Linked DNA regions of Mus musculus: region 1 is linked to region 2. Evidence: chromatin contacts called from ENCODE Hi-C data. All regions are on one chromosome and are shown on one strand. Each heading gives the region's core, a stretch centred on a gene start or an enhancer-like site at or near the end of the contact. The rest is flanking DNA. Distances are from core to core; before and after follow the strand shown.

The links. Hi-C counts contacts between places; a loop is a spot of excess contacts on that map.
Region 1: a loop to region 2 is called in a map of gastrocnemius, with 23 times the contacts of the local background. The contact joins the promoter of Actn2 here to the enhancer-like site in region 2. A Hi-C loop is called at or near these places in 2 of 37 maps with a recorded cell type or tissue (gastrocnemius and heart).

The regions. Positions count from the first base shown.
Region 1 is chr13:12,339,437-12,342,341 of GRCm38, forward strand. Actn2 (actinin alpha 2) reads right to left here and starts at 1,296. Exons shown (of 21, transcript NM_033268.4): 1 at 939-1,296. The coding sequence starts at 1,064.
Region 2 is chr13:12,292,160-12,295,371 of GRCm38, forward strand. It overlaps Actn2 (actinin alpha 2), which reads right to left. Exons shown (of 21, transcript NM_033268.4): 9 at 2,151-2,243. Among named protein-coding and RNA genes, the nearest start is that of Gm40667, 16 kb to the right of the region's middle. Within about 2 kb of position 1,937, at least 2 of the 3 ENCODE cell types and tissues checked have a DNase peak (open chromatin) inside an H3K27ac peak, as active enhancers do; they include gastrocnemius and heart, where a contact is called at or near this core.

The DNA of each region.
Region 1 (2,905 bases), core at 46-2,545, 47 kb after region 2:
CATCACCATAGATTTCCAACATTATACACTTACTGACACACAATCACTCAAAGGAGCAGCTATGGAAACTCCCATGCACACTGACACTCACACTTAGCATCCACCTAACAGTAGGCTCTTAGAAGGGAAATCCACCTTGCTCATGCCCAGAAAAAGTAAGAAGATAAGGCATGAGGCACTGGCTTGGGGAACTGGCTTTTGTCAGAATGTTGAGTTAGTCTGTTGACTTGCCTAACCACCCAGGCTCTGTGCCCAGTCAAACAGAGGTGGAACTTAGCCTCCTGGTGAGCACCCCTATTTGTTTTAGCCAAGAGGATCAAGAAGAAACCCTGAATAATGGAATGTTCCATTAGGCCCCATAGAGCACCAAGATGGGGAGGGAGCTCTTGGAAGCTGGCTGTCTCCTTCATCCCTGTGTGCTTACCTCAATGAACTATAAATAGAGTGTGAAATAATTTTTACTTTGTAGGTGAATGTCTAGGGTTCTACAGCATCCCTCTCTAAGGAGCCTAACATGTTTAATAAGTAGTTTTCGAATTATCTTTGGGCCAGACCTAGGAAAGTTGAGATAGAGTGGGTTTTCATTTTGTGTCTTAGTGAGGAGACAGTCTTGGGGCAAATGAAGACAGCAGGGTCTGTCACAAAATAACTTTAGGGCAAGGTCATGGCAAAAGGAGAGCTGAGACTCTCAGATTCTAGTCTAACAGTCTTTTGAACATCATTCGTTTTCCAACTTATGTTAACTTTTATACACACACACACACACACACACACCAGGTGTCCTGCCTATCTCTGGGTGTGCTGTCCTTTCTGATGGTGCGGTGGGAGGCTGGGGGAACAAGAGCCTCCACCAGGGGGCCTCTTCTAGTGGTCACAGCCGGAGACGCCCCCACCCCACAACGACCCAGGCACAGACATGCGTGAGGGACCCTGCTGACCTTCCTCTGCTGCTTCTCCCAGGCCGGGTCGAGGAGCAGGTCGCGGTCCCACTCCTCCTCCTGGATCATATACTCATCTTCGTCGTAGACATAGTTGTACTGCACGCCGGGCTCTATCTGATTCATGGCGCTGGGTGGCTGGGGCGGCTGGGGAGCGAGCACAGCGCAAGGGATGGACAGACGGACGGAGAAATGGATGGATGGATGGATGGATGGATGGATGGATGAATGGATGGATGGATGGATGGATGGATGGATGGATGGATGGATGGATGGAAAGGCGGCGGGCTGCGGTGACCTTCTCGCGGTTCCTGGGGCGGCACGCCTGGGCGCGGAGTCTCCGGCGAAGTACCAGCACGCCTGCAGGCAGCGCCGCGCGGATTAATAGCCCGCTGAGAGTCACGTGCTGCCGGCCCCACCCACTCCCCGTCTCCAACACGTGTGGTTGGCTGGCTGGAGAGCCCCGCTCAGGTTCCACTGCCTTGACTCCGCCCACCCCTGCTCTCTGCTGGCTTCCAGGGATGACCTAGGGGCACCTCGGACAGCAACCCAGAGGAAAGTAGGGAGGGTTGGAAGCTTAGAACTAGGGAGAGGACACATATGGATCCGGTCCCACCTCTCACAGCACACACAAGGGTTCCAAAGACCCGCTGCAAAGTCATGTTTCCCGTGTGTCCACAAGCTAGCTGAAAAATCTCCCTCATCCCTCCTTTTCCTCCCCCACTCCCACTTCCACTCCCACCTCTCTCTCTCTCTCTCTCTCTCTCTCTCTCTCTCACACACACACACACACACACACACACTCCTCCGCCCCTTTCCCCTCCCCTCCTCCTTCTCCTGCCCACTCCTCCTCTTTTTCTATTTGTCTTTCTTTTCTCCTCTTTTCCTCCTCTTCAGTTCTCTGCCTCTCTGCCTCTCCACCTCTCCTCTACTCCCTGTTCACCTCCTTCCTCCTTCCCTTCTTTCAGTTCTTCTAAAGTGTCTCCCTCCTTCTTTGTCCTCTCTTTATTCATCGTTCCCTCTCTTAATCCTCAGTCTTCTCTCCCATTCCATTCTTTCTCCCTCCGTTTAAAAACCCCTGAATACCCTCTTTCTTGGCTTCTCGCCCTCACCTGAAGGACTCAAGGCATGTAACTTAAACCAAATGTATCAAAATGTCAGTAACCAAGCCAAAGCAGGAAGCGTCTAGTACTCACCTGCCAGCCATAAATTCAGAGAACTGACAATGACAGGCCGGTGGCCAGTTTCTCCTTACATTTCCGTTTCTCCCCGCAGTGCTGCACTTCTGCTCTCACCAGACCTGCTTAGCCGTCCCTAGAAATTATGTCACCCAAGGAAGTAAAGCCAGAGCCATGGGAGCAGAGGGCTGAAATTTCAAGTCAATCCTGTAACAACCACCTGCTATAAGCTGAATACAGCATTAGGTGCCCAAAACATCTGAGAGGATAGGGTCCCCCCAGTTAAGTTTATATCCCAATTTAGTAACCGCTGCCAGCAGGTGCTACAGTACTATTTGTGGCGCAAGGCTACCAATCTGCAGCCAGGTTGCAAGAGAAACTGTGTAGACTTAGAATCGCCAAATTCTTTCAACATCTACTGTTTTTTGCAGAAAAACTCACACAATCAACAAATGCAATGTATTACTGGTTTTTTTTTTCTTTTAATTCTCACCACAGGCAAGCTTAGCTTTTGCCTATTGTTGGTTGTTCTCCTCAGTAACGCCATCATTACTAATGCCAGGTTAGTCTAGAATGGGCTGCATAGCCAATGATATTCTTGAACTCCTGAATGCTGGGATCACAGACATGTACCACTACATCTGGTATATGTGATGCTGAAGATCAAAACTGGGGTTTCGTATTTTACATTTTAAAGTTCTCTTTAGATTAAAACCAACTCTTTGAACAAGTTTATCAAAGTACTACAGTGCTTGTCTTTGGAAATTAACCGCAGACTTCAGATTCCAG
Region 2 (3,212 bases), core at 687-3,186:
AAATGTGACATTTACAAGAAACGCAGCAACCAGACATTAGCAGACAAATGCTGGATGGAGCCTCCAAATTCTAAGAGGGAAAACAAAATTAAAAGGAAAAAAAAAAAAAAAACAAGAAGAATGGAGTTGATGCACTCAGCAAGGAACTGGGTTGAATGTCAAATGTTTCGGTTGAAAAAAACAAAGCTCAGATCTAATGAGTTTACTCGCTAGAGAATTGTACTACAAGCCTGGGCAGATTCTGGGCCAGGTAGGCTTCATCGCCTAGTTTTTATGAAACTCCACAGGCAGTGAGTGAAATCCTAGTGAATTCCCCAAAATCTAGTGACTGCCCTTCTCCTGAGTCAGTATCCAGGCCTCAGAGACCTAGACACTTAGTTTATTCTTCTAGTTTTTAGTTTGTTTTGAAATTTTACTTCTTATTTGATACATATGGGCAATTTGCCTGAATGTATATTTGTGCACCACATGCATGAAGTGCCTTCAGAGGCCAAAGAGGCTGTCAGGTCCTTCTGGAACCGGGGGTTCAGACAGTTGTTAACCACCATGTGGGTGCTGGGACTCAAACCCAGGTCCTGTGGGAAAGCAGCCAGACTCATAACTGCTGAGCCATCTCTCTGCCATCTCTCCAGCTCCCCTTCTATTTACTCTTATGTCTACTGATGCTGTGGGAAGCTAGAATGAAACGGAGTTTCAGTGATGACACCTCCAATCATCATTGAACAGGAGTGTCCCTCAGAGGCTCGTGTGTACATGCTCCCCAGCAGGTAGCGCTGTTTTGGGAAGTTATTATAGCCTGGCCTTGCTTCCTGTTCTCTCTGCTTCTTGACTGTGGATACAAAGTGACCGACTTGCCTCAGGATTCTGTTGCCATGCCTCCTTCCCCATAATGGACCGCACTCCCTTGGAACTGTGAGTTAGAATAAACCATGTCTCCCCCACAATGCTTCTGTAAGATTGTCTTATCACAGCTGTGAGGGAGAAACTAAGTTTACAAGAAGTAAGAAAATTCCTGGCATTCTTTCTGTGCTGAATAGACTTCTCTTGTAAAGTCAAGGACTCCTTGATGCCAACAAATGAGGTGGTTGTTTTGTTTTGTTTTGTTTTGTTTTGTTTTGTTTTACACAGCAATAGTAACAATTACAAAAGAAAAAAAAAAGAGTGGTAGGGAATCAAACAGCTAAACTTCCCACAGCAGCAGCATGAAGGTATATATTTAGTTTATTTAGTTTACTTGATTGAGTTCCCATCAAGTAAGTATTTGGGATGGTTTACCTCTCACTTGTGCTGATCATTGCTTTTCACAGCACATAGCAATTATTGGTTGAATCAAATTAACATAAAAACTATCTAGTCTTGCATTTATTCTTTTTTAACCATTTAAACTATTTTTAAGATTTAGTTTAAGTTATCTGGTCTTGACTATGGATCTGTACTTGAGTTCTATCTCAGAAGACACAGCTCTTGGGTCCCTCAGCCTGGGCTTGTGTTACAAAAATAACACAGGGTTAGTAACAAGGATGTCCTGGTACCCTCTATGCTAAGGACAAAAATAAATAAAAATAAATAAATAAATAAATAAATAAATAAAAGAACTGTAAATGCATTGCTCAAATCAAGAATTTGGATAAAGAGCTACAAAAATTCGTCCCTAAGGCTCAAAGGGTTTGGAAGGTGAGCTGTCATCCCAGATCCCTCTCAGGGCCTGTGCGCGCACGCACACACATGCACACCACACCTCCTCCTCCCAAAAGGCTTTGCAAATTCTTTTCACATGAGGTCACAGTGCTGAACAGGGCCCTTGATACAAACAGTGCCCTACAAGATGGCAGTAGCCCACAGGCTACAAGTTACCGATTCTGACCTTACAGGGACAGAGCTAAGACTAGATTCCCTTCCTACCACATCAACACATGTAGCTTTGGGGTCTTTGCCAAGGCCACGGTGGGGGCAGGGGGACGGGCAGGGACACTGGCACCAGGTACCCGGCATGTTGCTTTAGGATAAGCAGCCTGAGACCAGATGTATTTTCTGCTCTCACTCTCTCTGAGATGAAAAGTGCAAAAAATAAACATGGACAGTCCGTTTGCAGCCTCTGCCTCACCCCTGGCTGCAGGCAGATGGGACGGAGCTGCCCCCATTTCCTTTACCTCACTCGCTAGCCTCTCATATTCTTCCATCAGCCTCTCATTCTCTTGATTCACAGCAAGAACCTTACATATTCTGTTAGCTGCTGTCTCGGCCTGCAAAACACAATAGGTAAACAGGATGGCTGGGCGACGAGGGTATGCTCGCAGACACACGTAAAGCCAGATGTGGGGGCGGGGCAGGATGGAGAAGAGGGCGTGCTGAAGATGGTGCAGTCTGGGTCAGGGTGGGGAAGATAGAGGGGGTGAATCAGTTCACACCTTTTTTTTTTTTTTTTTTTTAGTTTTCACACAGACTTACACGGCAGGCTGAATATACTGTAGGGAATAATGGGGAGATATCATTAGTCTAAAGTACAAACTTTATAAAACATCAAGCAAGTTAGTAACAGAAATATGTAGGTCGAGGAAACCAAGGTCTCAGGTCCCTGACTATCCAGCTAAATACTCCTGAATAGACCCTACGGCTATGGGTTGGAATGACCCTGGCCTTCAGAAATCAAAGCTGAAGAGGTTGGGTCCTGAATGTATCCATGTTATTGACCTTGAATCCATGGAAGAACTTTCTAGATGGGATGTTGGAGATGAGCGTGCCTTAAGATGTTGTTTCATTGTTTAATCTACAAGAGCAGTAAATACAATGAACCAATACATAATCCTTGGTCATTATCTTGAAGGGAACTTGAGTCACGTGCCTCTTAACACGTTTCTAGGATGGACCAAGAAGAGCGCTGTGCCTGTTCTAAAGCAGAGGTGTCCAACTCATGACCCAGGTGCCACATGTAACCAGGATAGCAATGAATATATCCCAACACCAAGTAGTAAAGTATTGAATTCTTTGGGCTTTTTGGAGGGAGACGTTTCTTTGTTTTCAGACAGAGTCTCACTCACTATGTAGTCCTGGCTGGCCTGGAACTCAATACGTAGACCAGGCTGGCCTCAAATTTACAGAAATCTGCTTGCCTCTGTCTCCCAAGATATGAGATTTAAGGAGTATACTCCCATGCCTGGCTTTACTTGTTGTTTTTACATTTTATTTCATGTGTGTGTGTATGTGTGTGTACA